Linked DNA regions of Mus musculus: all the other regions are linked to region 1. The links are chromatin loops, found by intact Hi-C in ENCODE. Cell type or tissue: heart. All regions are shown on one strand.

The links. A loop is a pair of places that touch in the nucleus more often than their neighbours do. Peaks named below come from ENCODE experiments on the same cell type or tissue, not always from the same donor. Only the 100,000 strongest peaks of a DNase experiment are listed, where the experiment ranks them.
Region 2: it touches region 1 in a loop (4-fold over the local background); 21 of 42 quality-filtered maps call a loop at or near these places.
Region 3: a loop joins it to region 1, with 5 times the contacts of the local background. A loop is called at or near these places in 29 of 42 quality-filtered maps.

Annotation. Positions count from the first base shown.
Region 1 is chr7:105,807,675-105,815,674 of GRCm38, reverse strand. It overlaps Mrpl17 (mitochondrial ribosomal protein L17), which reads left to right and starts at 4,588. Exons shown (of 3, transcript NM_025301.2): 1 at 4,588-4,867; 2 at 5,157-5,225; 3 at 5,531-8,000. The coding sequence starts at 4,694. The coding sequence ends at 5,818. In heart, no CTCF peak of the experiment used is centred here; DNase peaks (open chromatin) are centred at 2,874, 4,524 and 7,134; H3K4me3 peaks cover 1,906 bases; H3K27ac peaks cover 2,002 bases.
Region 2 is chr7:105,637,124-105,645,123 of GRCm38, reverse strand. It overlaps Arfip2 (ADP-ribosylation factor interacting protein 2), which reads left to right and starts at 4,708. Exons shown (of 8, transcript NM_029802.4): 1 at 4,708-4,879; 2 at 5,659-5,799; 3 at 6,019-6,115; 4 at 6,797-6,915; 5 at 7,084-7,305; 6 at 7,846-8,000. The coding sequence starts at 5,701. It overlaps Timm10b (translocase of inner mitochondrial membrane 10B), which reads right to left and starts at 4,679. Exons shown (of 3, transcript NM_019502.3): 1 at 4,502-4,679; 2 at 4,267-4,362; 3 at 3,278-4,096. The coding sequence starts at 4,531. The coding sequence ends at 3,920. It overlaps Gm22504 (a small nucleolar RNA gene), which reads left to right and starts at 2,648; the gene lies at 2,648-2,786. In heart, a CTCF peak has its summit at 718 (motif pointing left); DNase peaks (open chromatin) are centred at 4,723 and 5,623; H3K4me3 peaks cover 2,595 bases; H3K27ac peaks cover 2,415 bases.
Region 3 is chr7:105,732,254-105,740,253 of GRCm38, reverse strand. It overlaps Rrp8 (ribosomal RNA processing 8, methyltransferase, homolog (yeast)), which reads left to right and starts at 3,670. Exons shown (of 7, transcript NM_025897.2): 1 at 3,670-3,956; 2 at 5,198-5,564; 3 at 5,801-6,254; 4 at 6,357-6,486; 5 at 6,616-6,722; 6 at 6,806-6,902; 7 at 7,111-8,000. The coding sequence starts at 3,858. The coding sequence ends at 7,230. It overlaps Ilk (integrin linked kinase), which reads right to left and starts at 3,664. Exons shown (of 13, transcript NM_001161724.1): 1 at 3,538-3,664; 2 at 3,017-3,153; 3 at 1-77. The coding sequence starts at 3,105. In heart, no CTCF peak of the experiment used is centred here; DNase peaks (open chromatin) are centred at 1,033, 3,063, 3,613 and 6,203; H3K4me3 peaks cover 4,669 bases; H3K27ac peaks cover 4,654 bases.

The DNA of each region.
Region 1 (8,000 bases):
TTGTATGCATTCCTCTGTTTTGTATAAAAGTCACTTATAAGACTGGTGCTTGCTTTGAGACAAATTACATTCAGATACACACTCTCTGTGTTCATGGCTGTTTGTCACCCTTTTCATCCCAACTCCTTGCCCACCTGTCCGGAACCCCAATTTCCCGCAGATTGAGGGGGGCTGACTGAGGCTGGTCCATAGTAAATCCTATTCAAACCACCACATTGGGTACTAGAAGAAATTAGGCTGAGTGAGTCATGAGAAGCAAACTAGTAAGTAGCATCCCTTCATGTCCTCTCTATCAATGTCTATCTCGGTTTCCTGCCCCATTTAAGTTCCTGCCTTGACTACCCTCAATGATGGACTGTTACCTAAAAGAATAGGCTATACTAAAAACCTTTCCTCTCCAAGTTGCTTTGATCATGGTGTTTCACCACAGCAATAGTAACCCTAACCAGGACACCACCATATGTAGTTGAACCAGCTCTATTACAACAGGCCAATGATAGTACATTGTATATGCAGTCATTTTTTCATGTAACATATTCACAGGTCCTATAGATTAGGATATGGACATCTTTAGAGATCTTTATTAATACCATATCAAAGATTGGCCCTCATGAATTGAAGCTATCAAGGACATATGAAGTGGAAATTTCTGATTTCTTTGGAGACTCAGTTGTGTCATATGATGTTTTTCTGGAAACTGTCTTATGAGAGGATGTTTTGCTGAGGCAGACACATGGGAGGATGTTTTACTGAGAACAGACATGTGGTATTTTTCTGGAAGCTGCCTGGAAAAAAGGATATATGGTGTTTTGCTAGAGCAGACACTTGAGAAAACACATGATGTTCGGAAAGGGTATAAATATAACCTAACAGATGGTGAATGACACTGTGTGGCATAGGTTTACCTTGCCACTCTGCTGGTCTTGGTTGGGCTTTCCTGATGTTGATCTTCACTGACTATGCTATGGCATTGGTTCACCTTGTCTTCTTCACTGATCATCTTTTGTCATGACTTTGTAGAGAGAAATGGACCAAAGACCTTCTGGTGGTGTTCCAGAGGCTTCTTGCGGCTTCTGAAGACTCTGGCCAATTGGCAGAGCCTATTTCTTCTTCACTGAACTGCCACTGCTGATGTGTGAATGGTGTTTGTGAGTGGATCAAGCTACTGTCGCTGATTCGTGTGAACTGAACTGCTAATATCCTGACAATGAAGATGGGAATCACCCAAAAAAGAACTATTTCTAAACAGATCCACATTGCTCTTTGCCTTATTAACCTTTCCTTTCCACTGGTGGGTGGTGGAAGGGAGGTTAAAGTGTTTAAGAACCCCTATTAAAGTAGGTTTTGAAAAATATAAGCCTATAGGTATAAATAGTCTCTTTTACATTTTTAACTAAAATACAATAGTTATACTAAAATTAATATGCAAATTATATATGTTTCATTCAGTGATTTTTCGACAAGACAAACATGCTCCTTCCTGGACCATCCAGGTCAAGTTATAGAACATTACCAATACACCCACGTTCCTATCCCATGCTCTCTTCTAAACACTTGTCCTTTTTTCACTTACCAAGGGGAATTTAACACCACAGATCAGATCTTGTTTTAAACAGGCAGTTTAATAATACAGTATTGTCCTTTGCACTTACTGCCTTTACTGAATATTATGTTTATGGTATTTAATCATGTTACTACATAAGATCTGCACTAGTTCATTTGCACTACTACTTTTATTGATTATTTTATTTATTTACATTTCTTTTTTAAGATTTATTTATTTATTTTATGTAAGTACACTGTAGCTGTCTTTAGACACCCCAGAAGAGGGCATCAGATCCCATTACCGATGGTTGTGAACCACCATGTCTTTGCTGGGATTTGAACTCAGGACCTTCAAAAGAGCAGTCAGTGCTCTTAACTGCCAAGCCATCTCTCCAGCCCCAATTATTTACATTTCAAATGTTGTTCCCCCTTTCTGGTCTCCCCTATCCAAACCCCCCATCCCATCCCCTCTCCCCTTTGCCTCTAAGAAGGTACTCACCCCTCTAGCATCCCCCTTCGCTGGGGTAACAAGCCTCCACAGAACCAAGCAACTTCCCTCCCATTGACGCCAGATAAGACAATCCTCTCCTACATATGTATATGGACTCACCCATGTATACTCTCTGATTGGTGGTTTAGTCCCTGGGAGCTCTGCTGGGTCCAGTTACTTGAAATTGTTGTTTTTCCTATTGGGTTGCAATCCAAGAGGAACACTCCTCCAATGCTAGTGGGATCGCAAGCTGATACAGGCACTCTGGAAATCAATCTGGTTGTTCCTCAGAATATTGGAAATATTTCTACCTGAAGACCCAGCTACACCACTATTGGGCACATACCCAAAAGATGCTCCAACACATAACAAGGACACATACTCCACTATCTTTATAGTAGCCTTACTTATAGTAGCCAGAAGCTGGAAACAACCCAGATGTCCCTCAACAGAGGAATGGATACAGAAAATGTGGTGCATTTATACAATGGAATACTACCCAGCTATTTAAAATGATGACTTCATGAATTTTTCAGGCAAATGGATGGAACTAGAAAATATCATCCTGAGTTAGGTAACCTAGACCCAAAAGAACATACATAGAAATGTGGGAACAAAACCACCCCACCTAGGGATCTATACCATCTACAGACACCAAACCCAAACACTATTGCTGATGCCAAGAACTGCTTGAAAAGAAAAGAAAAAAAAAAAAAAAAAAACAGAGTGCAGCGGGCTTGATGGCAGAGGCAAGAGGAAAGAGGAAAGAAGGCCAAATGCATGAATCAGTTCCTCTCTGACCTTGAAGGACTTTATAATTTCAGCAACAGGCAGTTCACCTCGCTAAGAATACAAGGAAATGAAGCAGGGAGGGGACAGAACACCAAGAAGAATGTAAGCCAAGTTGGAAACTGCTCATCACTATTTCCAGAGTGAAACACCATCTGAAGGGTTAGGTTGATTCCATCAAACTCTGGGTCCCTCTTTAGCGCTGAGCCACCTCAACTTCTTCATATTGTATATGATCATAAACTTATTTTTCTAAAATGAAACTATTTTAAAAATTACTCCTTTTCCATTTGAAATGTGTTATTTGTTCTGTCCTAGTAACTCCAACTGTGATGAATTCATTTTAAATAAGCCCTAATATGATCATCATTTTGTTAAATACTAGAGCTAGACTATATTTTCACCCAATTCCTCCCAGAAAACTGTTTTCAAAGAGCCATAAGGATGCTGAGCAATGGAAGGGAACACACACACACACAAACACACAGAACTTTTTTTTTAAGAAAAAGTATTCATCCACCCAGAGACCTAGGGAAGAACCAAACTGTAGTGCCGAAAATAAATAAAAAAAATTCAATGAGATGGTTCCTAGTGATATTCTGCTAGATTCATAGATTGGTGCCTAACTCAGTCGTCATCAGAGAGGCTGCCTCTTGCAGCTGATGGGAGATGTAGAGGCCCACTGACAAACATTAAGAGGAGAAAGAACCTGGGTTGGAGGCCTACATAAGGTCCCGCCCCTTGGAGCTCGGGAAACCCAGCAGAAGACAAGGAAGAATAATTGTGGGAGCCAGAGGGGTCGAACACAGGTGAGGACAGCCTGTAGAATCAACTGAGCAGGGCTTATGGAAGCTCAAAGAAGGGGCAATCATGGAGCCCTCAAGGTTCTGCCCTAGGTTGTCTGCAAATGTGTTATAGTTTGTTGGCTTGGTTTTTTGGGAGGACTCCTAATAGTGGGAGATGGGATGTCTCTGACTTTTTTGCCTGCTCTTGGGACTCTTTTCCTCCTAGTGAGTTTCCTTGTCCACACTTGATGTTAGGGTTTGTGCCTGGTTTTTGTTTTTTTGTTGGTTGTTGTTGTTGTTTGTTTGTTTTTTGCCCCACCCCCTTGTGCCTGGTTTTATTGTGCTTTGGTTGATGTCCCTAGGAGGTCTGCTCTTTTCTAGGGGGAGAAAGGGGAGAAAGGAGAGTGGGGGCTGGGAGGAGTGATGGGAGAGGAGGCTGCAGTCTGGGTATATTGTATGAGAAAAGAATAATTTTTTTTTTTTAAATGTCAGGTATTTGTCCATTACTTTAGCTTTTAGTGCTAACTTAGGTTTTTATTTATGTCAATAAAAGAACATAATACCTGCAGCTTTCCTGGACATAATTTATCTCACTATCACTAATAAAGACTGGGTTTAAACTGGCATCGTCACAAAACCAGCCAGGACTGCAACTCCTCAGGCAAGAGCGCCACATTCCACCACAGGCCCACCCCTCTGACGCAGTTCTCCTCAGGTACTCACTTTCCCGGCATGCTCCGCCCGGAAGGCGCCTCCTCCAAGAACGCCCCAGCCAGCCGACGCAGTGCAAGAGAAACCCGGCAGGGGGCGCCGAGATCCCAGTTCGCCACAGAGCACCGCAGACCTTGAGGCCCGCCCAGCTCGTCGCTCCAGAAACGTCAACACGTCGGGCCGCCCTCCCTCAGACTGCCAGCTAGGCAGGCTCTGATGCGCACGCGCAAACGCGGTAGCCACGCGCCGAGTTACTGCGCATGCGTCCTCTGAGACGTGCCTCCGCCCCTCTGCTCCCCCTCTCCCCGCGCGCGCACACACAGCTCGGAGTTTCCCTTTCCGGGCCCCCGAGAGGAGGGGCTGAGGTGAGAGCATGAGGTTGTCGCTGGCTGCCGCTATCTCCCACGGCCGCGTCTACCGCCGCCTGGGCCTGGGTCCGGAGTCCCGCATCCATCTGCTGCGGAACTTGCTCACGGGCCTAGTTCGCCACGAACGCATCGAGGCGACATGGGCACGCGCGGACGAGATGAGGGGCTACGCGGAGAAGGTGAGAGCCAAGCTATTCACCGCCGGGTCCAGCCTCAGACCGCCGCTCTGGCCGTGTGTGGGGAGTAGGGCCACGCTGGGAGAACTTTCCACGGTAGCGAATTCCCGTGTGGCACTCAGCTGAACGCGTCACTCCTGCGCAGCAAATGGAAGGCTGGTTGGGGCTCCGAAGGAAGGAGCGCCCAGAATTAGCTTAGCTGGTGGGATGGTTGGATGAAGGTAAGACAGAAGAGTAAGGTGGGCGCCTCGGTTCTTGACTCGTCTTGCATCCATGTGTTTTGTCCTCACAGCTCATCGATTATGGAAAGCTGGGCGACACCAACGAACGAGCCATGCGTATGGCTGACTTCTGGCTCACAGTGAGTGCTCCCTACCTGCTAGTGAGGAAGGAATCCTTAGAGAACCGGGTACCTGGCAGATTGAAGGCAGGGCATTCTTTTATGTACCAGACTTGCGAACTACCTTAGACACGTATTTCTCTTATTTGACTTGGGTAAAATGAGCATCCGCATAACTTCCTGTAAGTGTTTCTGTGTAACTTGGTACCTGAATGGGTGGTGGGAAAGCCTGTGAAGATGGTTTTGAACCCTACCTCTGGGAATAATCTATAGTTAAATGCCTCTACAGTTGTGACTATTTTTTCTGATTAACTCTCCCCATCTAGGAGAAGGACTTGATCCCAAAGCTGTTTAAAGTGCTAGCGCCTCGGTTCCAAGGTCAGAATGGGAACTACACAAGAATGCTACAGATCCCGAATCGGAAGGAGCAAGATCGGGCCAAGATGGCGGTGATAGAATATAAAGGGAACTACCTCCCTCCCCTGCCTCTGCCTCACAGAGACAGCAACCTTACTCTCCTAAACCAGCTGCTCCTGGGACTGCAGCAGGACCTGCACCATAACCAGGACGCAAGCCTCCACAGCTCCTGTACAGTTCAAACACCAAAGACTTAACTGGAGCTGGAGAGTGGTGCATAGGTGTGGTGCCCGTGTTCGTGGGTCTTGGAGCTCGTGTAGTGTGTGAGGCCTGGAAGTAGCATTGTAAAGCCCCCTCATAATGAGACCCAGACCTCCCTGCTGACTCACACGATCCTCTTTGCACAGAAGATAAAAGTCTTAATATGAATATAAGATATTGACTTTCTTGTCCTTCCCTAGGATTTATGGAAAGTAAGAGGCATCCAGATGCTCAGCCTCCTAAGACAGTAAATTCACAACTTAGGTTCTAAATTCTAGGTCTAGTTTTGCTTGTTTGTTGGAGGGGAGGGGATCTTGCTGTGTAATCCAGACTATATCCACCATGCAGCAGTCCTCCTGTCCCTGTGTTCCCAAGTGTTCACCACCACACAGTGCCAGTTTGCTTTGGTTTTGTTTTTTCTGAGACAGTTTCTTTGACTGTCTTAGAACTCTGTTTGTAGACCAGGTTGGCCTTGAACTAAGCGATCCACCTGCCTCTGCCTCCTCAGTACTAGGATTAAAGGTATGGGGCACTACCTCCTGGCTCAGTTTGCTTATCTCAACACTAATTTAGATGGGCCCTGTACCTCTTGATTCCAAACCATCTTCCTATGGTGACTGGCTGACGTCCAGCATAGAGACCCACCGTTGGAATTCCTTTTTTGCTTTTATAAGTTATACATGAGAATCTTTATGAATCCTATGAGACTAGGTTTCACCTTGGCATCTTCATACATATCTACCAATGTCTTTTGACCATGCTTACCACCACATGCATGCACCCTATTGTCCTGCCTATTTCAACTAGTCCCCCTTCCACTTGATGTCTTTTTATGTGTGTGATTATGTCCTGGCGAGTTTCATTAGTCCTGCTTACAGGAGCATGTGTGTGTCTTACCAATGGCTGTACCACTGTCTGTCCATCCACAAAGGAGGGTGCAGCCGCCTGAGCTTCTAACCCCCTTCTTAACAGGATTTTGACAGGCTACTATGAGAGCAAGCATTCAGTCCCAAGAGATTGCTTCCTGATAACTAGCTGTGTGAGCCTCTGTACAGGAATCTTCAAATAACATGGTACCCCTAAAACTGAGAATTGTTTCTAGGCAAGGTCACATTTGTTTCACTCAATGTCTGAATGGGTTTTGAATGTGGACTCAAATAGATGTATCACCACCCTGATCATAGATAGGGCTGTAGGCATCTGCCAGGATGTTGGCCTTCCGGATAAGTTCCTTCCTCTTAGAGGGTGTGAAGAGGAAGGTTGATAGAGAGTGATGCATTAGAAAGTTAAGCCTGCTGGGAATTTCCTGGAAGCTTTTGTTGCCAAAAGTGGACCTCTGTGGGAACCCAGAAAGAGGAAATCCTGTTTCAGAATGGCCAGGGTATGTGAGAAGCATGGAGCTTATTTATATCCACTAAATATGGGATATGACCCATCCTGGCTGCTGTTCTGTATGTTCAGAGACTTGACCAGGGAGTCATGGAAAGAAGTTCTCCTGAACAATTAGTGCAGCACCTGAAGGTAGAAGGTCACTGTGGAAGCAGAAAGACATTAGCTTCAGTGACACTATTCTAAGACTCTTTGCCCTACAGCTGCTTACACTAAATCACCTGGTCCCGGCAGAGCTGTCACTCTTCCTTCTGCATAGAACTTGACATGTTTTTTGTAAATCTTTATCCCTTTTCCTATCTTTTGAGCATTTACAAGTTAGATGCCTGAGTCATGACTTGTTCTAGGAAAAGCCCTTCCCTTAAAACCAAATCTTGGAAGACTTTGCAACAGGTAAAATATGAAAGGGCTCTCAGATTTTTTTTTGAACACCCACCATTTGGAGCTTTAATATTTCCCTAAATGTTTTATACTTCTTTATTGAGTAGGGAGGGTACATGCATCTCAGAATGCAGATAGAGGCCAGAGGACAGCTTTCCCAAGTTCTTCCAACCTGTGGTTCCTAGGTATGGAAGACAGGTCATCAGACTTAGTAGCAAGTGCCTTCTGAGCTGTATCTCTACCCCTTCTATTAGAAGCATCCGAATCTCCAGCATCACCTTACATACTAGAGATTGCATACTTCAAGCATATTTGCAGTAAATCTGACCCTGGCTAAAAGTGAAGCATCAGCAGTCAAGGAGCTCACAGTTGTACAGGGCACTACATATCTAATAATCTGGCCCCCCA
Region 2 (8,000 bases), 170 kb after region 1:
AGGATCTCTGAATTTCCAGGCCAGACAGGGCTACAGAGTGATACACTGCTCAAACAAAAGACACACACACACACACACATACTCAATGAGAGTCTGAGAGCCAAGATTCCATTTGAACTTAACCATGAATTCAAACTGGCATAAATATGCTCTACAATGATCTCCTTAAGTAGCATGTAGTTGTTGAAATGCAGACACAAATGTGTCATAAGAGGGAAGGACACCTACAAAAAAGTCAGCTCTAGCAGGAATATCACTGGCATTTAAGCTGGCTAGGAATGTAAAGAGAAGTGCTAGTGAGAAAAGAAAGAATGGGAAAGCTACAATAAAATCAAATGATTATAGGGACAGTGACTTCTAAACCAAGCAGAAAGAATATGGTCAGTGAATAAAATTAAAGAAATAGTGTTATGTTGTTTGATTTAGTAGCAGTATTCTGAAGACTGGGTGGCTTAGAATGATGACAATAGCCAAGACACAACTAAATGGAATGAAGTGATCTTAACTACTGAATGGATTGTCTGTATAAACATCAAAGCAGAAGTGGTGAATAGAAGTACAAGAGCTATTTAAGGGGAGAGGGGAAAGTCCATGAGAAGAGTAAAACAGTGAGCAGGTTGAATGGATGAACAGCTTTAAAGCAAACAGATTGGGCAGAGGAACAGACAGTGAAGTTCTGAAGTCAGAATGGCAGGACCACCACCTCTGCCCTCCAGTGGTTGTGATGTGGTAAGACTATGTCGAAATTTACTCCTAGTCTGGGTATATAGATCAAAGGTAGAGCACTTTTTTAACATGTACAAAAACCTGAGTTAGACCTCCTGAAACCCTCTCCCCTCAAAAACCAAACCAAACCAACAAAACTATCCCTGCCAGATGGTGATAACACACACCTTTAATCCCAGCACTCAGGAGGCAGAGGCAGATGGATCTCTGTGAGTTTGAGGCCAGCCTAGTCTACAGAGTTTCAGGACAGCTAAAGCTACAGAGAAACTCTGTCTCAAAAACAAAAAAGCAAAACAAATAATTCCTGCACACTGCGTTTGAGAACTCTGCCCTGCCCTTACCATGCCAATGGCAAGACCTGAAAACAATCAGCAAGTATAGAAAGTGGGCAGTACGAAGGGGTTTCTCTTAAATGTTGAAGAAACTGGAGAGGAGACTGAAAGGAGAAAAGGACTGGCAGGCCGGATTGAGGCACATTTGCTTTTGCATTGAAGGCAAACAAGCTACAAATAGTGCTAGGTGTAAGAGCTCTCTACACTTAGTGTGGAGGGCATAGGTGTGACCCCAGCACTTGGAAGTAAAGGCCAGCTAATTTGAATCCAAGGTGTGATACTGCATAGTAAGACCATCTCAAAAACAAAACAAGACAGAGCAAAAAAAGTTCAGGTCATTCAGAGAGTAGGCTTCGGGCATATCTGTTTCCTAGTCTTTTTTCAGCAATTACTAATTATGTGTGACATAGGAAGAAAGGAAACACAGACAACTCACAGCACATGTTTATTGAAAGGATACATACAGGTGCTGACGTAGCGCTTTCTCGGCAGCCACACAATATCCTGGGTCTCCACCTTCCTGGTTTTGGGAACTAACAAGTTCACAAGCTGCTCTACTCACATGTGTACTTGTCAAGGAATAAGATTAATCTTGTAGTCAGGTCATTCTTTAAGGAAGCTCCTGGTCAGCAAGTTTTATATGCCTAAAGAATTATCTAGCAACAGGTTGTAGCCTGTGTCTGTAATTCCAGGATCTAGGAGGCTGAGACAGGAGGATCACAAGCTGAAGGCCAATGGGTCCACGGCAAAACCACCTAAAAGGAAAATGAAAAAAAGAAAAGAAAAGAAAAGAAAAGAAAAGAAAAGAAAAGAGAAAAGGGAAAGGAAAGGAAAAGAAAGGAAAGTGACACACCAAAATCTGCTTTCCAAGAACTGTGTAAGACAGGGCTCTCCTAAGGTCTGCTTTCTTGCTTCTTTACCTGTCTAGTGAAAAATAATACCTCCTAGTTTCACAATTAAAAGGAGTAAGTATGATAAATTTATACAAAATAACTCAACAGACACGATTTAGAGAAACAGCCTGCTGTAGTGCAAAGAATATCAGGCTTAATGTTCCAGCTGCACTTTATTGGTAGAGTCTTGATCTAACAGTGCAGACTGCTTCCAAACTTACAATTCTTGCCCTGTTAAGGATTACAGGCATGTATAACAAGCCTTGGAGCAAGATCTGCCTCTCAATATGGAATCAACTAAGATTTTCAACTTTTTGGCTGGCCAACACTTGGGAGGTAGAGGCAGAAGGACCAGGAGTTCAAGGTCATCTTTAGTTACAATTTCCAGGTCAGCCTTGGGTACATGAGACCACATCTCTAAATAAATAAATAAATAAATAAATAAATAAATAGATGCCTATTTCTGACCTATAGGTGGGGGGTAGGACAGCAAATCTGCTCTGCAAATCTGCTCTGTGAATAGTTGGTTTTGACGAGGAATTTAATTCCTCTGTTTAAAAAAAAGAAAAAAGAAAAAAGAAAGCTGGTCACCTGATGCAATACTGGAAGGGAAGGGATGGGATGGAATTACGGGAAGCAGTGAAGAGGAAGTGGGGAGCTTAGTTGTTACAAGTTCCTGCCTGCTGCCCTGAAGATGCTGTCCTAGATCAGCACCACAGACCTGGCCTAGCTGCTCAGCCCTGCCTGTGACATTGGGGCAAAGAGCAAGTGGCTCTTTCTATGCTCAGTGTCCAGAAGCCATTGAGCACTAAGAATGGTTTATAGCCTGACATTAAAAAAAAAAAAAAAAAAAAAGTTCTTGCCTGGCAAGCACAAGTACTTGTGCTCCATCTCCTGTAAAACAGTAATAAATGCAGACCCCATGCTGTCGCTTGCCCTGCAGGCTGTCATCCTTGAAGCCCCACAAGGTGGTACATGCCACATCCTCCTTCCTTCCCCATCTCCACACTAGGAATGAAGTCACAGAACCGGCAGCTGCCAGGAAAGGACTCCTCCTGAATACACATGTGAATCCCACAAGAGGGGGTGGGGAGTAATGAAACAAGAATAGAGAAGCTGGCATCAGAGCAGTTACAGTGAGACTAGTGTAAGGCACAGGGTAGAGAGCTGAAACTAGATTAGACAAGCAGTCAAACCCGAAGAGGAGGGGCACAGATGGCATTTAACCATCCCTCCCTAACACCATCTCCCTCTCCCTCGAGTTCTCTTCCTGAGGTTTGACCAATGCTGCCTTCCTGACTGACTCTGAAGACAAGAAAGCACTTCTTTGTTTAAAGTCTTTATTGCTAATTTCACAAAGGCAGGAAGTACTAAGAGAGTAAATTGGGGAAATGGTCAACATTCCTGAATTCTTAGAGGCTTGTCTTTGTTCTGTTGTCACTGACCTCCTAGGAAGCAGTGGCTAAAGCCTAAGGGGGTAGAGTTTTCTTCCTGCTTTTGTTGTTTGGTTTTACCTTCTTCCCCTAGGTTCACAGCAATTCTTTTTGACAGCTGAAAATAAAAACTAGTTATGAGTCAATGTATATTCAGGTCCTTGAGTTAGTCCCAAGGACAGCCACTGAGAGCTCTCCTTTTGGAACCAATTTCCCATTGCTATTACTAACCTTAAAGCTCTACCCATAATCCCTGCTTTTGCTGGGGTGCTGGGAATGCTGAATTTGTCCTTCTACACATAAGAAGGCACTACATCAACCTCCAGGGCTAAAGGCAGTACACATGCACTAGATGACAGAATAAAGGCTGGTACCCATAGACAAATAACCAGACTGTAAAAACGGGTTTATTGGCTCCAAGAAAAGGAGCAACAGCACCCAGCTTTCAAGCTCAATCTCTCTGTACACATTTAGATAAGCCCAAGGTCCATAGAGGAGCCCATCCAAGCACCTTCTCTCCAGGGGCCAGGGACGGCTAGCTGCCTGATGGCGAGTCTCTGGTCTGTTCTGCAGGAATACCTGGCGCGGCCGAGGCAGCCTCGTAGTCCGCGATGCGGCGCTGGACCAGGGCGGGCATGAGGTGCACGTAAGCGGCCATGAGGCGGTGGTTAGAATGGATGAGTTTCCCAGCACAGCTGTGCAGGCAGGCCTCCTGGAAGGAAGACGGAGGGAAGTAGAAACTAAAAGGGGTCCAGTCAAGCCCGCCTCCTTCCTTCCCGGTCCCCAGCCTAGGAGTGAGGTCAAGAAAGAGGGAGAAGATGGGGGGCTGGGGGAGGGTGTCACGTCACGTTGTCAACTCTGGGACCCCCACACTGTCTCCACCTCCTCAGCGTCCAGAGCTCGGTGGTGCAGGCTGGGCACACAGCGCTGGAAACACAGTTCTGTCATCCGATTGTAGACCAACAGGAAGTCTCGCAACTGAGAGAAAAGGGAACCACGACTTCACCACCGCTAAGGCTCCCCGGGATGCACAGCCCGTCTCCCCCTCGGGTTCTTGCGTGTACCCCTGGAAACAAACTGCACGTCTAACCCAGAGAGCAACTGCGCTCTCACTCACGTTTCTCAGTTGCTGCTGCTGCTGCTCCATCACGCCAAGGGCGCACAGCCCTAGTCACTTCCGCCCGTGGCGGGGTGGCAGGGTGGCGCGGGGTTGGGGGGGCGGAGGGGGGAGGTTAGAGCTCTCAGAGTCGCCCCGGAAGTAAACTCTCACTACTCCCCAAGAGCTTGAAGGCGTAGCTCCAGGCTCGTCCTGCCCACAACTGCAAACGTCACTTCCGCCCTTTTTCTCTGCGACGTGGCCGGCTTCTTCTGCCCAGAGAGCATGTCACTTCCGCCAAATCTCTGACCTGCTGCTAGGATCGCGACGAGAACTGGAACCCGAGGTCCCCGCGCGGTCCGGGCCTCGCGCCCTGAGGGGAAGAGCGGCCCGGCCCAGGTGAGAAGGACATACTTGGACGAAGGGAAGTTGAACGCACGAACCTGTACTGAGGGCAAAATGCCCTGAGCCCTTGGCAAGGATGAGGACACACCTGATGCCCAGGTGTATGGGGGTGGGGGGAGCCCCTCACATCTGGGAGGCTTCAGCTGACTTTGGAAGGGATTGCCCGTGTCCTGGGAAAGAGAGCCTTTCACCTGACACCAGGAACATTCACTAACTGCTTCAACCAAGGCCTGCTGGGGAGGGCCTAAGGGAGTCAGGTGCATGAGATGGAGAAAGGAAGAGCCCAGACCGGCTGAAGGAAGAGGGGAAGGAACACCAAAGAATGTGAAAGACCAGGATTGTAGAGCATGCCTGAGTGGCAAGTGAGAGTCTGAGCCTAGGAAAGGGTTCTGGTAAACATTGCCTCTGCAGGGTTAAGTTCCCAGAGAGCATAGACCTCCCCTCTGGTCCTCACTGCTATAATCCCATTGCCTCAGTATCTCACTCATAATAGACACTCACTAGATAGTTGTTGAATGACTGAATGCATGAATGGTTACTGAAGGCGAGGTAGGGGGGTTATGAGAAGACACCCGAGGCTTTGGTATGCATGCATCTGTAGAGATAATGTCCTCAGAAGAGAAGAAACACACAAACTCAAGGAAAGCCGTGGTGGCTGATCCCAGGACACCCAAGCCCAAAGACAACCCCTGAAACCTCTGAGAACACAGGGAAGGCCTCCTTGTTCTGGAGTGCTGGCCAGTTTCCAGAATTGTCTGTGTTGGGCTTTACAGCGTGCTGGGGTGGAGACCTTGACTCCAGTCCCTTCCCTAGCCATGACGGACGGGATTCTAGGGAAGGCAGCCACAATGGAGATTCCCATCCACGGAAATGGCGAAGCTGGGCAGCTTCCTGAAGACGATGGGCTGGAGCAGGTGCTTCTGTTTGATTCTTCTCATTGTTTTGTTATACATTCCTGACTTATAAACCTTTAATTTCCCCTGTCCCGGTAGCCTTCAGTTAACTAAACTCCTTCATACTTTTCAAATCTTCTTTATGGTTCTGTACAGACTTTACTATGCACTGTCTCCGTCCCCAAAATGTTTCATCCATCCCTGTGTTCCTGAGGTGCCCCCCTCTTCTCTGACCTATAGGACCTCCAGCAGGTGATGGTGTCAGGACCCAACCTCAATGAAACTAGCATTGTGTCTGGTGGCTATGGGGGCTCTGGTGACGGACTCATCCCCACAGGTATGAATGATAGAGATAGGCTTGAGGGGTGGGGTGTTGAGACAGTTTGCAGGCACATAGACACATACAGGAAAGCTTGACTCCTGGACTGGAGAGCTTGCGAACTGCTGGTGTGAAGTTCATAGACAGTCCAGTCCCAGGCCAGCTCCCAGAGTTGCCCATCTGCCTCCCACTGGCCAGTCAGTCTCGAAGATAATCTCACTCGTCTTCTCCTCCTTGCCGCCACCATCTGAGCCAAGTTAAGACCTTAAGGTTATGAGCACTCAGGAGCTTAAGGCCAGTTTGGAGCTTTGTGAGGCTTCTCAGAGTTTCATTTTAGACTCTTTTACTGGCTAGAATTCTACCTAGAAATATAAGCCAACTTCTCTGTTTTTCTGTGTTCACCATCTTTGATCCTGCCAATCGCACATGTCATGTTTGCTTCTATTCCCGCTTATCTCGTACACCAACAACACTCCTACCCTACTCCAAGAATGCCAGATACATACATTGAATTGATTTGGTTGTCAGGACATGAGTCCTTGTTCCCCCTAGTGACCAGAAGAATGCAGTTGTCTGTCTAGATAGTCCTTCTTCAGAGAGGTCATTTCGTGTGTTTGGGGGGGTGGGGGGGAGGAGTGAGCCACAGAAGTGTATGGTTTTATCTAAGAGAAACTGGTGTCAGAGAACTTGGTCCTTTAGGGTCTGGCCGACATCCATCTCACAGCACGTCACCCTCTGGCCCTGGTGACGAGGTGGCCCGGGGCATCGCTGGAGAAAAGTTTGACATCGTCAAGAAATGGGGCATCAACACATATAAGGTAAGATTCAAGTGCTTCTCCTCAGAAATTCTCCGTGGGGACCTTTTCCCTTTCCCCAGGTCTTACTGTGTAGTCTTTGCTATGACTAAGAGAACGGGGGTGCTGGAGTAGTTCATTGTTGGGGTGGAGTTTAGATTTCTGACCTCACCCCCCCCCCCTTCCAATCAGTGCACAAAGCAGCTGTTATCAGAGAGATTTGGCCGAGGCTCCCGGACTGTGGATCTGGAGCTAGAGCTGCAGATTGAGTTGCTGCGTGAGACGAAGCGCAAGTATGAAAGTGTCCTGCAGCTGGGCCGGGCACTGACAGCCCACCTCTACAGCCTGTTGCAGACCCAGCATGCACTAGGTGATGCCTTTGCTGACCTCAGCCAGAAGTCCCCAGAGCTTCAGGTGCCTCAGCCAAAACAAAGAGGGTGGGGGTACTGGGCCCTGGTCCTTCCAGGCAGGCTTTCCTCAGCCTCCCTCCCTCCCTCCCTCCTGCAGCCCCCAGGGAGAACCCCTCTGGGGTGCGCCCAGTCCTGCCCCCAGCATCACTCACCTATGGAGGCAGCCTAAGGGTTTGTACAGAGGCCCAGAAGTTGGAAGGGTTGTGGGAGAGGGCTCACCAGTACCTCATAAGTAACCTGTCTCCACATCATCAAGAATGCCTTTGGTGCTTGGCCTAATCAGATTCCCTCCCTGCCTGCTGCACTAGCTCTCCGTGTTCTGTCTTGTAAACTCACCTAAGAACTCGTACTCCCCACACTCTTACCTCAGGCATCGCCAAGGGACCCTACTAACTTTGTGGCTAAGAGAGCCTTGCTAGAGGCAGTCTGGTTGTTGTAGTTTTGATGGCTGTTTCTTCTTTGGGATGGAGGGATATGAAGGGCTCTACAGCTGCAGTCAGGTAAGGAGTGTTACTCAATGCCTGTGCCTCCCTTCTGCCCTTAGGAGGAATTTGGCTATAATGCAGAGACACAAAAGCTGCTGTGCAAGAATGGGGAGACGCTGCTAGGGGCTGTGAACTTCTTTGTCTCTAGCATCAACACACTGGTCACCAAGACCATGGAAGACACACTCATGACTGTCAAACAGTATGAGGCTGC
Region 3 (8,000 bases), 75 kb after region 1:
GCATGATCAGCATTTCAACCACCGCAGAGCGGCCTTCTCGGCAGGCCCAGTGCAAGGGGGAGAAGCCATGATCATCCCTTTGAGAAAAGGGCACAGACAGTAAGCTGGAGTTGGGAAGGACAAAAGCTTTGATTCATGGGGGAAAAGGGATTCTATAGTCAGCGAGAAGGCTTGCCTCTTTAGGACTTAGCTCCTACTCACGTTGGCAATTCCTAAAGTTCAGTTCAGACTTCCCATGAGGTTCACACCCAAGCACCTAGATGCCCCAACAACTGTAAGGTTTATCACTGTAACCACAACTCCTTCCCTAGCAGTTCTAGTCCACTAGGTGATAGTATTCTTCCTGGGGTCCTCTGGCTTCCCTACTCTCTTGTCTTCCCGTTTGACAGTGCTAGGAACCATACCCAGGACCTTGTATACTTGACACATGCTTTATCTTCAGTTCATACGTCTTTAGCCACACCTATAATCCTTTGTTTGCGTTGTTTTCTCCTTACTGTAGAGTTCAACTGACTGGATTGTAAGAATCTGTTAATGTGAGCTATCTTGACTGTTGGATCATATATGCTTGAGGATGGGGTGAAAGCTGATGTTGTATGTAGGTTAATAGGGGAGAAGGCATACTGGAGAAGACAGGCTATAACTTAGGAGAGGAAACAAGCTTACTTTTGGCTCTGTTACTGAAACGAACATCTAACAATGGAATGGAACGAAAATGTTTGGGGGTACAATGACAAACATGCTTTTCATTACTGATGGGGCGGATAATCCCACAAACCAGGATGATCCTACTTACCAATCCAAAACTCAGAGAAAAATGTAAATGGGAGCTTTTGAATAAAAACCGTTACCTGATTTGTATTTTCATCCCCTAAGGACATATATTTTATAAAGAGAAGTGTACAAACAAAACAACTGGATGGGCTGGGTCAAACTGACAGCCTGAAGCCATAAAAGGAAATTCCCTCCAGCCCAGGGATGCAGATCTGAGGGGCGGAACAGGGGGCGGTCTGTGGTCTAGGCCTGCAGCCTCCAGATACTTTAGTGCTGTGGTCACTTCCTGTGAGGGGACTGGAGGAGGGGCCTTGAGCTGATCCTGGCTTGGTCAACTAGAATCCCCCAACAGCTGAAGGAAGTATGTAGCTTTAAATAATTGTTCCTCTAGTTTGCCCTCATCTGTTAAACTCAGCAAAGGCTTTTCCCGGATATAAGTCTATCCCTTGCTATCACTCTTGTCTCCCAGATTTCACATGTTCTGACTGAACAACTTCCAGAAGTCTGTGGCCTCCAAGCAAGCCCAAGCTTGAGGACGGTCACCTCAGGGCCTGGATCTCTATCTCAAGAAAGCTTTCAGGGAGTTAACCACCTCCAGCACCCACGCCCTGTCCCCTCAAGCCACCATAGCTTTCTGGTTTCCCTAATGATATCCTTCACCTTTTGACAGCAAGGAGTCTTCCAAGATGCCACTCCTACTGGACAACAGCCTAAACTTCTATTTTCTTACCAACAAAACAGGACAGCTTAGTTTTTACCAGAGCACACAAGTTATGTGGGAAAAAATGAAACAAATAACCTTGAATCTAGCAGAGAAATAACATACAGCCTAATGAAAGCTAGTGAAACCTAGCCTAGGACCAAAGATGATCCTTCCCAACCTAAAAAAAAAAAAAAAAAAAAAATACACTCTTATAGTCAGATACAGTGGCAACAAATGGGAATCCCAGCACTCAGGAGATTGAGGCAGTAGGATGGAGAGCTGGAGGCCATTCTGAATTACATGACACCCTGTCTCCAAAAGCAAACCAAAAACTACGAACTAAACTCTCAACACTGCACTTGTTGCTTCTGTTATCAGCCAGTATTTCAGAAAGTGTTCATAGTATCTGTTTCCTCACCTCCCATTCACTTTTCTCCCTGAGAAGCCTGCCATCTCTAGCGTGTAGATTATGTCTGATTCAAAGACTCTAGCAGCAACCACAAGTGGTTCCTTATGTGAAGGAACCCACTGTAATGCACTTTCCTGTTACTGTTCTGCAATAGCATTCAAAAGATCAAATTCATCCTAAATGTAAGTGAAATGAGACTTTTTAAATGCTCATCCATGCTCTTTAACTTCTCAGTAGCCTACAATTAACCACTCTTCTTTTATTAAAACATCCATTCTCTAATCTTAATCCATTTCTTATTTCTTATTCTGATGGTTGTTCCCTGTCAGCCAGGCTTCTCAACCTCTGCCTTTATTTTCTACTCTTCTAAGGTACTACATTCCACATTATAGAGTCTTCAGATACCATTTAAATGCTATTTGTGGCATCTTGGTCTCCCAATCCGACCTCCTGAACTTTAAATCTGCATGACTAACAACCTGCCAAGCGTTTCCAAGTCACTGTAGTGTCACCAAAACTGTGGCCAGTCCATAATGGAACCTCAGCAACTGCCAAGTATCCAAGTACCCAAACCTCCTTTTAAACCCCAGGTCATCTTTGACAACCCCTTCACATCCCATACCAACTCAATTACTTCATCCTTATGATTTTAGGGCTCTCACCCCAACCCTGTCTCAATTCTTGTATCCAAAACATCACTTTAAGGCAATTGCGTCCAGGGTGACGCCTGACAAATGGGTACTCTCATCACTACATAAGCTTCAGAACTTTAGACCTCTAATATCCTTTCCCACTTCTACCCAACGCTCTAGGGCGCAGAAACTCATCCTCCAGCTACATGTAATTCCAGACAATTTTCTGGCACTCAGGTCTGCCTCTGACATGAGTTCATAGAGGCTGCAAAGTTCCCGGGAACCGGATTGTGAAACTTAGTTTAAAAAAAAAAAAAAAAAAAACAAACCCAACTCCGACAGCTTCCTCTGTGTAGACGTTCCTCCATCAACAGGCTTTGCTTACTACTACTACTCCTTACACTGGATAGCAAAGTCAGCCGCCCCCGCCAGACATGAGCACCCCGAGTAGCGGAGAGAGGACTTGTAGCCGTCTCACTCGCCAACGCTTCAGCTCACCCCTGATTGAGGTCGTTCTCTGTGTTGTCCAGCCACAAGCGCACCGCCACCGCGTTGCCCTCCCGGCACTGAGTGAAAATGTCGTCCATAGCAGCGTCCCGGCACAGAGACCCCGGGACTGGGGAAGCCTCGGGGGACTGAGGGAGAACAGAGACAAGAGAATGACTCTCTGTGTGAGTTCCCTCAGGACAGAGGTGTCAGTGCTGGGATGGGGAGCGTCGCGAGAGGGACAGTGGTTGTCTATGAAGGGCTTCGGGCAGCGGACGACCCCTTGGCTCGAGGAGCAGGAGGGTCTGGGGGTGTAGGGTAGACTTTGCTAGTTTCCCGAGTTGGTGTCAGCCGGCTCTGAGCCCCGGCCCTCGAGCAAGGCTTGGGGGTGGGGGAAGGGACCCAAGCTGCAAACACCCGGGGGAGGGGACAGGGGTCCTTGCCCGGCGGCCCCGGCTCAGAACTGCTGCAGAGATCGCAGAGACGGGTTTGCAAGACAGCGTGGGGTAGGGCGCGGAGCTACCCACACTCACCGGGACTCGGGCCGCAGGCGCCTTCTCCGGGGGAACTCCCGTCCGGCCGCGCCCGCCGCCCGGCCCCGCCCCGGCCCGCCCCGGCCAGCTCGGGCCAGCGCGGGCCGCGGTCCCTCCCTTCCGACCTCCTACTGCCTCTCTAGCTCGCCAGCGGCTACGCTCTATGGTGCTCTGCTCCGCGAAGGCCGCTCTAGCTACCACAGAATTTCACTCGGTGGCTTCCGGCCCGGTTTGGTCCGACTCCAGCCCTAGGATTCCCTGACGCGCGCTGCACGTGGGCCAGAGCGTAGGCTCCTCCGGCCCTGCGGGCTACGGGTGGTATGTTCGAAGAGCCCGAATGGGTGGAGGCGGCCCCAGCCATCGTGGGCCTAGGGGCCGCGACAGCACAGGTTAGGCCGGCGACTGCCCCGCCAGTCAAGGTGAGCGGCCCTGCACTGGGCTGTTTGAAGGAGGTGAAGCCTACCCTCCGGGGGTCGTATTGGTTAGAGGGAGAGCCTGAATGCTATCGTGGATCGGGGTGGTGAGGGAGTTAGTTATGATCTGAAGATCCGGATAGTCCAAATAGGAATGCGGGATTCGGAGCGTGGAGCGTGGAGCGCAGAGCTTGAAAAGTTTAAGTTTTTTGTACACTAAGGGTAGAAATCAGTAGAGTTGTTTTAGCAGTGGAGTGGCTTCTCCAAGTTTTCTCTCACCTGGCATCACTTTATATACTGAGGATCGATTCCAGGGCTTCAGCGTGGTAGATAAGCATTTATTACTGAGCTGAATCCGTAGTCTTGAAAGGATTTTTAGAGGATTTTTAGTGGCAGTGTAGAAAGTATATTAGAGTAAAGGCAAGTGACTGGGAGGTTATCAGAATTACTATTCAAAAGAGGCTCAAGGTAAGGGTCTAGCTGAGGACAAGCAGCAGGACTTGAACCCCAAATCAGCTTCACGGAAAGCAGGCCTTTTCCTTTGAACCTCATCAGATATGAGGGTTTCAGTATCCCCTTGGGGTGTTCCTGACCTTCAGTTAGCCCAGGATGTTCTGCTCATTTCTGTAGTCCATTTCTGCTTGTCTGTGTGCAGCTTCTCTCTACTGCAGTTAGGAACTTTTTTTTTTTTTTTTTTTTTTTTCGAGACAGGGTTTCTCTGTGTAGCCCTGGCTGTCCTGGAACTCACTCTGTAGACCAGTCTGGCCTCGAACTCAGAAATCCGCTTGCCTCTGCCTCCCAAGTGCTGGGATTAAAGGTGTGTACCACCACTGCTGGCCAGTTAGGAACATTTTTAATAGACATGTGTGACACTGCCCTTCCTGTTTCAAAACAAAAAAAACAAACAAACAAAAAACCCTCTGCTGCTCCTAGAATGCTGTCAGTGGGAGGCAAAGATGGCTGCTGTCTTGCCTTGGTCCTGTTGTTTGTGTGCTTATCACATTCCTCTAAGGAAATCAACAGGCAATCCTTTACACGCTTAGAAAAGTAGGATGGGAACACTTTCTGCCCTCCAGTTTCCCAGAGGGTGGGATTGCAGCCTGAATGTTCTGGGCTTGGCTGACTTCACAGCAAACTTGTTAACTTTGGATGGGAAGAACGACCAGTAGCTGAAGCCCATCTCTCCTTTCTTAGTCTCCAGGCCTCGTCCATTCTCACACACACTCTCATCCCTTGTTTGCCTCCAGGGACGCAAGCGCCGCCATCTCTTGGCCACATTACGGGCTCTGGAAGCAGCATCTCTCTCCCAACAAACCCCCAGCCTACCTGGCAGTGACTCTGAGGAGGAGGAGGAGGTAGGAAGGAAGAAGAGACACCTCCAAAGGCCCTCACTTGCCAGCGTCTCAAAGGAAGTAGGGAAGAAAAGAAAAGGGAAATGTCAGAAACAGGCGCCATCCATCAGTGACTCTGAGGGGAAAGAAATAAGAAGAAAATGCCACAGACAAGCTCCTCCTCTTGGTGGGGTCTCTGCTGGAGAAGAAAAAGGAAAGAGAAAATGCCAGGAATATTCCTCTTTACACCTAACCCAGCCCCTGGACAGTGTTGACCAAACAGGTATCAGTATGTGTGAATATGGGGGTGGGGAGGCTGTGAACTGACTGCATAGATGATAAAGGTCTTTCTTTCTCTTACATAAACACACACGCACGCACACGGGTTGGATGGTAAGAGGCACTTTTATCCAGGCTACAGACTCTGTCTTAAGGACAAGGGAGTAGCCAGGATGACTTGCTATGCCTCTGAATTTAGGGGACCAAACCTCAAATGCCTTCTCATCTCCCTCTCTGCAGTTCACAATTCCAGGACGAGTACTGCTACAATTGACCCATCCAAGCCAAGCCCTGAGTCTATGTCACCTAACTCCTCACACACCCTGAGCCGCAAGCAGTGGCGGAACCGGCAGAAAAATAAGCGGAGACACAAGAACAAATTTCGGCCACTCCAGACACCAGAGCAGGCTCCTCCCAAGGCTTCCATAGAGGAGACTGAGGTGCCTCCTGTCCCAAAGTCAGATAGTCAAGAGTCTAGAGCTGGAGCCCTGCGAGCACGCATGACACAACGCCTGGATGGGGCCCGATTTCGCTACCTTAATGAACAGTTGTACTCAGGGCCCAGCAGTGCTGCCCGACGCCTATTCCAGGAAGACCCTGAGGCTTTTCTCCTTTATCACCGTGGCTTCCAGAGACAAGTAAAGAAGTGGCCACTGCACCCAGTGGACCGTATTGCCAAAGATCTCCGCCAGAAGTAATGGGGGTGAGGGGTGCTATGCACTATGAGAGGGGTGGTGTTGGTGATCAAGACTTTGACCAGACCAGTAAGTGGCCCTCTCCTCCCTTCCACTCCCAGGCCTGCATCCTTAGTGGTAGCTGACTTTGGCTGTGGAGATTGCCGCCTAGCTTCAAGTGTCCGGAACCCTGTGCACTGTTTTGATTTGGCTTCTCTGGACCCCAGGGTCACAGTATGTGACATGGCCCAGGTAAGCCCCTCTGTGTGTCTGGCCTAACCCTTCTTCCTAGTCTTCCTATCCGATTATCCAGTTCAAGCATTTGGTGCTGAATTTCCTCTTCCGACACTGTGTGCTCTCTTGAACATTCTTCCTCATCAGGTGCCTCTGGAGGATGAATCTGTAGATGTGGCTGTGTTTTGCCTTTCACTGATGGGAACTAACATCAGGGACTTCCTTGAGGAGGCAAATCGAGTGCTAAAAACAGGGTGAGTGAGTCCCTAGAACACAGATGGTTTTGATGTGCATACAGGTGCCCACCCCTTCACACATGACTTCCTCCTTTTCCCAGGGGTCTTCTCAAAGTAGCTGAAGTCAGCAGCCGCTTTGAGGATATTCGGACCTTTTTGGGGGCTGTGACCAAACTCGGCTTTAAGATTATCTACAAGGTGAGGGGGTCCCCGAGAAGTCTGCCCAGTTCTTAACCTCTTTCAGATAATGGTGTTCAGGAGGGAGGCTGTAAACCCAGAGATGGGAATTTTGCTCTTTCAAGACAAAGCTCTGGGAGGGGCTGTGAGATGCTCTCTGAGCAGGGGAAACACTGAGATGTGTGGTTGGAGTGAAAATTTGTAGCTCATTGGTATTCTCTGCTTCTAGGACCTGACCAACAGCCACTTCTTCTTGTTTGACTTTGAAAAGACCGGACCTCCTCGAGTAGGACCCAAAGCCCAACTCTCAGGCCTTAAACTTCAGCCCTGTCTCTACAAGCGCAGGTGACCGATGGACACCCATTGGAAGGGGAGAGCTCAGACTCCAGTCTCAGAACTCTGAAGACTGTATCTACCCAGGCTATGAGCCAGGATCTGGTACCACCCTCCTTCTGTACCAAGAACACTGTGGTAAAGCCTCCAGCTCAGCTCTACTCTAATGGAGCCTTCTTGGATACAGAAAGCATAAAATTACTTGGGCAGGCTCAAGAATGAGGTGTTTATTGTGAGGGCATGGATGTGTCTAATAATTGTGGGTCACTTCAGTATTGTGGAAACTAGTCGGCTGAGAACTGATGGATCTCTGGGTTTGCTTTCTCTTCATCTCTCAGAAGGCACGTGGGCTCTCCGCTGTGTTGTCTTCTGACCAATATTGTCCACCTCTGCTCATCCATAGTTTCTGCTCCTTCAGCTTCAAGACTACAGACAGGCAGTTTTTGCCTTATGGCAGGTCCCAATGCTAGTTTGCCACTTGGGGCTGGGAGTTATTTAATTTCTTTGTTTCTTGGAGCTGGGAATCATCTAATTTTTTTCTGTGTTGCTATTGTTGTTGTTGTTGTTGTTGTTTTGAGACAGTATCTCACACTAGTCCAAGCTGACCTCAAACAAAACAAATGGCAATCCTCCTGCCTCAGCCTCCTGATTATTGGGAACACAGGCATGGGCCACCATATTTAGCTGAAGAAATCATTTACTTTCTGAATATTCTATTTCTCATTTGAAAAATGTAACCTTCTTGTCTTACAGTATGTTAAATGGGTTCACTGAGGAAAGCTACAG